Linked DNA regions of Homo sapiens: region 1 is linked to region 2. A link is a contact called in ENCODE Hi-C or POLR2A ChIA-PET data. All regions are on one chromosome and are shown on one strand. Each heading gives the region's core, a stretch centred on a gene start or an enhancer-like site at or near the end of the contact. The rest is flanking DNA. Distances are from core to core; before and after follow the strand shown.

What was found. A loop is a pair of places that touch in the nucleus more often than their neighbours do. ChIA-PET counts read pairs that join two places held with the same protein, here RNA polymerase II (POLR2A). Pooled maps may share reads with other maps.
Region 1: POLR2A ChIA-PET joins it to region 2 with 14 read pairs in activated T-cell. The contact joins the promoter of C1QTNF5 here to the promoter of THY1 in region 2. A Hi-C loop is called at or near these places in 2 of 50 pooled maps. POLR2A ChIA-PET finds 5 or more read pairs at or near these places in 11 of 52 experiments (AG04449, AG04450, BJ and 6 more).

What each region holds. Positions count from the first base shown.
Region 1 is chr11:119,339,633-119,342,332 of GRCh38, reverse strand. C1QTNF5 (C1q and TNF related 5) reads left to right here and starts at 1,450. Exons shown (of 3, transcript NM_001278431.2): 1 at 1,450-1,638; 2 at 1,893-2,149; 3 at 2,485-2,700. The coding sequence starts at 1,936. MFRP (membrane frizzled-related protein) reads left to right here. Exons shown (of 15, transcript NM_031433.4): 12 at 349-476; 13 at 561-1,638; 14 at 1,893-2,149; 15 at 2,485-2,700. The coding sequence ends at 785. RefSeq lists a silencer at 2,232-2,331.
Region 2 is chr11:119,421,858-119,426,212 of GRCh38, reverse strand. It overlaps THY1 (Thy-1 cell surface antigen), which reads left to right and starts at 3,041. Exons shown (of 4, transcript NM_006288.5): 1 at 3,041-3,100. All of the region lies in intron 2 of USP2-AS1 (USP2 antisense RNA 1), which reads right to left. RefSeq lists enhancers at 3,163-3,728, 3,729-4,295.

The sequences.
Region 1 (2,700 bases), core at 201-2,700, 82 kb after region 2:
AGCCCCTTTCCACAGCCCACACCAAAGATGAAGGCATCCTCTTACACAGAGCAGGGGGTTTCTTCCAGATGCCCAAGCAGTCCCTGCAAACGCGGGTGCCCCATGTTCCCTGAGATTAAAGACGTGCCTGCATGATGCCCAGGGCTGGCAAGCGATGCTGGAGCAGGCTCTCAGGGATGGCAGGGATCCTCAGAGTGTGTACAGCCTGTCTCTTTGTTATCCTCTTGCTTCCTCACAACCACCCCCATTGGACCCATGTACACACAGGACCGAGCGATTCGGTGACTTGCCACAGGCCACAGAGCCAGTGAGCAGTCCCCACAGTGGCCCTCCCCTCCACCCCTGCAGAGCTGGCCTGTGAGCCTGTCCAGGTGGAGATGTGCCTCGGTCTGAGCTACAACACCACAGCCTTCCCTAACATCTGGGTGGGCATGATCACCCAGGAGGAGGTGGTAGAGGTCCTCAGCGGTTACAAGGTCTTCTGGGTGGAGGGAAGGAGGGCGGGCCTGGGAGGGGAGGAGCCTGGGAGCAGGTGCCTGAAGGCCACTCTCCCTCCGCAGAGCCTGACAAGCCTGCCCTGCTACCAGCATTTCCGGAGGCTCCTGTGTGGGCTGCTTGTGCCCCGTTGCACCCCACTAGGCAGTGTTCTGCCCCCTTGCCGCTCTGTCTGCCAGGAAGCGGAGCACCAGTGCCAGTCTGGCCTGGCACTACTGGGCACCCCCTGGCCCTTCAACTGCAACAGGCTGCCAGAGGCAGCTGACCTGGAAGCTTGTGCCCAGCCCTGACCCTGAAGCCGGCCCCTGCCCTCTTCCTGCCCGTCCTCTTTTGCCGGTCAGGGCTGGCACGCAGGGGAACAAAGGAAGGAGCATCAGCAGGGTCTCTACCCATCCTTCTCTGGGGCTCCCAGGGAGGGGGAAGAGAAGTCCTCAGCTGGGGCTCATGGGACCCTACCACCCTCCCTGCTCCTTCCTGTCCCTTTACCGGTCCCAGGCTGCTGACTGGCCCCACACTGTGCCACCGGACAATCGAGACCACTTCCCATCCAGGCCTCTTCCCCTTTCCATCTGCTTTTTCAGCTTCTCCATCGCCTGCCTTCTGACCTTTTCCTTGATTCAACAAAAATGTACTGAGCATCTATTCATGTGGCAGGCCCCTGTCCTAGGCCCTAGGGATCCAACTGGCTGTCTGCCTCTAGAACTCTCCACCCTCATCTCTCTGCGTATTTCTCCCTGAAATGGGGTCTGGTCCTTGGTCTCTGCCACTGCCCTGCCTCTCCTCTGGCCCTGGGAACAGGAGGTGCCCTGTGTGTCCGTCTCTCGAAGTTCTGCCTCTCTGTGCCCAGCTCAAGTCTCTCTCCCCCTCCTTTCTCCCCCTAAACTTTGGCCGGCCGCCGGGCGACACCACGAGTTATTTCCCAGCTATTTCCCGGTCCGGGAGCTCTTGGCCCCTGAACAACTGGTTTCCTCTTGGAGTCTGGGAGGAGGAAAGCGGAGCCGGCAGGGAGCGAACCAGGACTGGGGTGACGGCAGGGCAGGGGGCGCCTGGCCGGGGAGAAGCGCGGGGGCTGGAGCACCACCAACTGGAGGGTCCGGAGTAGCGAGCGCCCCGAAGGAGGCCATCGGGGAGCCGGGAGGGGGGGTGAGTCTGGCGGAGGAGGGGAAAGGGGCTGGGGAGGGGACTGTGGGAAAGGCTGGCGCGGGCCGGCGGTGGGAGGGAGGGCTGGCCGCTCCCACCCTCTCGCGCCTGCCTGTGCTCTCCGGATGCTCGGCCCTGCGAGCGCTCAGCCTCAGGGGCACGGCAGTGGGGTGGGGACCGACTGGGCCGCGCCGGGGTGGGGAGAGAGGCAGGTCCCAGGATTCTGGGTCCCGACTCCAGTCCTGCCTGGTCCACAGACTGCGAGAGGACCCCGGCGTCCGGGCTCCCGGTGCCAGCGCTATGAGGCCACTCCTCGTCCTGCTGCTCCTGGGCCTGGCGGCCGGCTCGCCCCCACTGGACGACAACAAGATCCCCAGCCTCTGCCCGGGGCACCCCGGCCTTCCAGGCACGCCGGGCCACCATGGCAGCCAGGGCTTGCCGGGCCGCGATGGCCGCGACGGCCGCGACGGCGCGCCCGGGGCTCCGGGAGAGAAAGGCGAGGGCGGGAGGCCGGGTAAGAAGGCACCGCCGCGGCTATCGGTGGCGATGTCCGAGCAGGCGCGGCCGCAGCTCCAGCTCCCGGTGTCCGGGACTCGGGTCTCCCGCCAGGGGGCGCCACTCCCCGCGCTTTGCAGCCCTGAGCGGGGGAGGGGCCCAGGCGGCGGGAGCCCCCTTGGCCAGCCCCCCAGATCTGCCCTGCGGGAAGGGGTGGAGGAGGTACCCGTGCGGGAGGAGGCGCTGGCCGAAGCTCAGGCAGGGGCGGGGAGGGGTACGGTGACCTTAGAGTCGCCGCCCCGCTGCGGGCTGAGCCGCCGCTACTCTCACCCTGCCGCCCCGCTTACCCCGCAGGACTGCCGGGACCTCGAGGGGACCCCGGGCCGCGAGGAGAGGCGGGACCCGCGGGGCCCACCGGGCCTGCCGGGGAGTGCTCGGTGCCTCCGCGATCCGCCTTCAGCGCCAAGCGCTCCGAGAGCCGGGTGCCTCCGCCGTCTGACGCACCCTTGCCCTTCGACCGCGTGCTGGTGAACGAGCAGGGACATTACGACGCCGTCACCGGCAAGTTCA
Region 2 (4,355 bases), core at 1,792-4,291:
GGGATGGGAATCTCTCCCTCATCAACAGGGTGAAGAACATAAAATCAAAACAAGGTGATAACCTGACAGCTATGTTCAGAGTACCCCGGACTGTCCTCGTTTTACTTATTTCACCGTGAACCAGGGAAATGAGTCTAGCAGAGATCTGAGGGTCCGCCCTGGGAGCACTGGAGAGCACAGTGGGAACATGGAGTCAGGAGACTTAAGATCTAATAGTCCAGACCATGCTTCAAAATATTTGTCTGACCTTGACAAATCATTACCTTTCTCGGGCCTCAAGTCCCAGCTATAAAATAGTGGGGCAAGCCAGGTGCAGTGGCTCCCACCTGTAATCCCAGCATTTTGAGAGGCCAGGCGGGAGGATTACTTGAGCCCAGGAGTTCAAGATCAGCCTGGGCAACATGGTGAGATCCCATCTCTACAAAAAAAAAAAAAAAAAATTAATTAGCTGGGCATAGTGTCAAGTGCCTATTGTCCCAGCTACTCAGGAGGCTGAGGTAGGAGGATCACTTGAGCCCAGGAGGTCAAAGCTTCAGTGAGTGGTGATTGCACCACTGCACTCTAGCCTAGGCAACAGAGTGAGACCCTGGCTCAAAAATAAAATAAAATAAAATTTAAAAGATGGGACCACTGTAGTCACCTCTGTGATTCTAGAAAGACAATCTGATGAAATGAGGGAATGGCTGGCAGTCCCTAGGTCATGCTAAAGGACTGTGTGTTTTTAGAAGAGTTTTTATCCCCATATGTTTCTGGGTGGGAAAACAGGAGATGGTGGGAAAAGAGAGATCTAAGAGACCAACAGGGCAGCCGCAGTCTTCTGGCAGGAAGTCTTGCCTTAGCTGGATTCCTCTAAAGCCTTGCTGGTTTCAGCACTCCGATCCTATCCACAGTAAATGGAGTTTTAAAATCTCCTCCCTCCACCACCTTGTGCTCTATCCCCTGACCTCAGATGTCTAATCAGAGCCATTAATTCCATCCAATCAGAGATCTTGCTTGGCAGACACAGAATTGCCACACCTTCTACAGTCTATACTCCCCTCCCCTGCCTAAAAGCAAGGTGCTTGGGGACCCAGAAATTAGGCCAGGTCCTCATAACCTTATCAAAATAGCACTGCTAGGCCTTCCACCCAGCAACACTCAGAGACAGGGCCAAAGAGTGGGAAACGGAGCATCCAGGGCCTCAGCCAGCAGAGCCCAGATGCCTTCTGCAGTTAAGATCCCTGGACTCAGAATCAGAAAGCTGTTAAGCAGGAAGGAGTGCGCTGCCATGAAGAGGCAGACAGAAGCCAGAGCCAGTGTGTCTGGAATGCATCAGGTAGATGAATGGGAAGATGGCTGGGATGGAGTTGGAGGGAGGAGGGAAGTCAGCAGCCAGGGGCCAGGACATTCATGGCCTTAAAAAGTATCCTACAAACAAGAAGCCAGGTTAGCTCACCTATGAAGAGGGACAGTCTTACCAGATCATGTGTTAGAGTCCCCAGATCCTGGGGAGCGTGAGAAAAGTGCAGACTCAGCTGGCTCTAGTACTAGATTAAGGAGGTCCTAGGTGGGCAAGGCCAGCTGCATTTTTCATAAAATGCCCTAGAAACCTCTGCAGTTTACCAAAGTGAATAGCTCCTTTGGACTTAACCATCTGCAAGGCTCATTCCAGTTAGAGTGTTCCATCACCCTAAATGCTGGGAAACCAAGCGAATCTCCTCCCACTTGCAAGCTTCCAACAGTGGCTTCCAACAGTGCCACTGCAGTATCAGAAACTGCAGGGAAGGTGCCAGGGCTGACTTCCATGAAGAAATAGGAGAACAGGCAGGCAGACATTGGGGAGGCCCACAGAATGTCGTGATCAGAATTCATAAAGAGGCTGGCAGGATACAAATCAATCAAATAAACGTTAGTTCAAAAAAATTCACTACACCTGTGAGTGAGAGAAAGTCATCAGCACTGTCTCTAAAAATGAGCCTAGGGCTTCTGGTGACATCCAATCGGTGGGTTATCAGGAGTGCCCCAGGTGATCAGGAGTTGGCCTCGACTCAGTCCTTTTTGTGCTGTCTCCTCCTCTTTCCCAGAGTTCCTCTCTCTCTTCTCCCACTAGGCAGGGATGAGCAAGAGGAATGGCTCACCCTTGAGAGCTGGGGTCCATAGCCCAGGTCAGTTCTCCAGCTCTCCCACTTACCAGCCAAGACAGGAGGTGAGGATTGAGATGGGATGAACCCAGCAGGCGGCCATGGGTTAAAGGTCGCCATGAATGTAATGTGCCCAGCACAGTGCCTGCTAAAAGGCAACACTCCCTTCCTGGTCTGAAGACCAAACAAGCAGACTGTACTCAGGAAAGCCAGAAGAACCTTCCAGCTGTCTGGACCAGAAGGTGCCAGCCCAGGGGCTGAAGAAGACGTAATGCCCAGAGCAAAAAGCGCCTGCAGCCCCCTGAAGGGCTGGGTGCTCTGGAATAGATGAGGGGGCGAAATGGGGCTGGGGACCAGGGACGGACAGGGTGGGTCCAGCACCTGCCTCGCTTCCGAAGGGCTGCTCCAACACTGAAAAACACCCAACCAGCTTCCTTTCAGAAAGACTGGAATATTCCAAAACTTCTCACTGGAGGCTCCGGAGGAGGTGGGCTCCAGCTGAAAAGGAAATGTGGAGGCGTGGGCGCTCCCGGCCTGCATCCTGCACCTCTTACACTTTGGTTTTCCCACAGACTCCTGAAGAATAGGTCAGAAGAAAGGGTTAAAGCCTTAAAAGGGGAACAACCATTGCGGGGCTCAGGGAGGAGGATAATGTTCTTTGGGCTGCCGCACCCTGATCCCCGGGGTCCCGAACCCTCCCGTCCCTGGCCAGGCCTGCCAGCCACAGGGTGAGGGCCCCCTTCCGCCGCAACCTGCCACTCTCACACCAATGCGGGACCGCCTTCTCTTCCTTCCCCACCCCCCACCCCACCCTGCCGTCCTTTCTCCCCCAATCTCCGCCTCTGATTGGCTGAGCCCCCGGCTCCCCGCTCCCCCTCTCCTCCATCCCCGGTGAAAACTGCGGGCTCCGAGCTGGGTGCAGCAACCGGAGGCGGCGGCGCGTCTGGAGGAGGCTGCAGCAGCGGAAGACCCCAGTCCAGGTGGGAACTGGAGCCGGTGGGACCTGGGGCTCGGGGACCGCCGTCAGGCGCCCATGCAAGACTTCCCAACACTAGGCTTCGGGCCACGGTCCGAGGGCGCCCAGGGAAGAAGGGCGCAGAGCTTAGGGAGGGGCCTGCTTTCCAGGCAGGGGCGGGAGGGGGATGCTTCTGCAGGGCAGGGGCCGCGTGGCACCCTGATGTCTTTCGGGGAAGGCGCTCCCGGGCTTTCGCCCGCTGGGGGACTGGTGTCTGGGGCTGGGGCGCTGGAGAACAGGGAGGAAGGGCACCAAGGACAGCCTGTGGGTCTACATTCCACCCAGACGTCCCCAAACCCAGCTCGCAGAGGCGGGGAGGAGGACGGATGAAACTGCGGGGAGAGGATGGAGGATGGCGAGCTAGAGGGAATCTGCCGGGTGACCTCGCGGCGGGCTGGGTGCGGGGCACCGGAGGAGAAGGAAGCCGCAGTGCCGCAGGCGGGGACTGGGTGGAAGGCGGGCGGACGGGGGAGGGGAGAGCTGGAAAAGGATGAGAGAGGGGGAAGGGGGACTCATTTGGGAAAGGAGAGGATTGGAATACGGAAATGGATTAAGGATGAGGCCCGCCGGGGGCTTGAGAGGGAGGAAGAGCAGACCTTCTCTGGGTCTGGAGCCGCCTGAGGACACAGACCAGAGGAAATGAATACAGACTGCACCTCCCCAGCCGCTCTCCACCCCTCCCCTGGCTCTTCTACCCTCTCCAGCCCCAGACCCATTTCTTCCCTTTCTTGCTCTGGCCATTGCTCCCCCTTCCCCTCCTAGATCCCAAGCCCGCACAACATCTCAAACAAGAGTCCTCGATTCAAAAGCCAGATGCCGACCCCCCTTCCTCCTGGATCTGGCTCAGGGCAGCAGCTCCACCCCGGGACAGAGAGAGCATTGATTGTAGCTGCAGCCGCCGCGGGATCCTAGCCTCACCCGTCAAGGGGCTGAGCGCCAGGGACCCTGAACTCGTCTAGTGGTGCGCCCTGCGCACCCGGGCGCACTCAACCGAGGCAATGCCCTGCGCGCTCTCGCGGGTGCACGCCCCTTCTGTGGCCTCTCCTGGGCGAGCACTGCTCTGCAGATAGGCTAGACTACCGGCTCCGCGTCGCCTCGCCAAGGGTTGGTTCAGCCAAGGCTGCAAAAAACAAAAAAAGACCAGGCAGACAGCCTATCCAGGGTGGCTATTGAAACTGGGCTGGAAAACTGCAGTCCCAGGAACTCCAGAGAGCTGGACA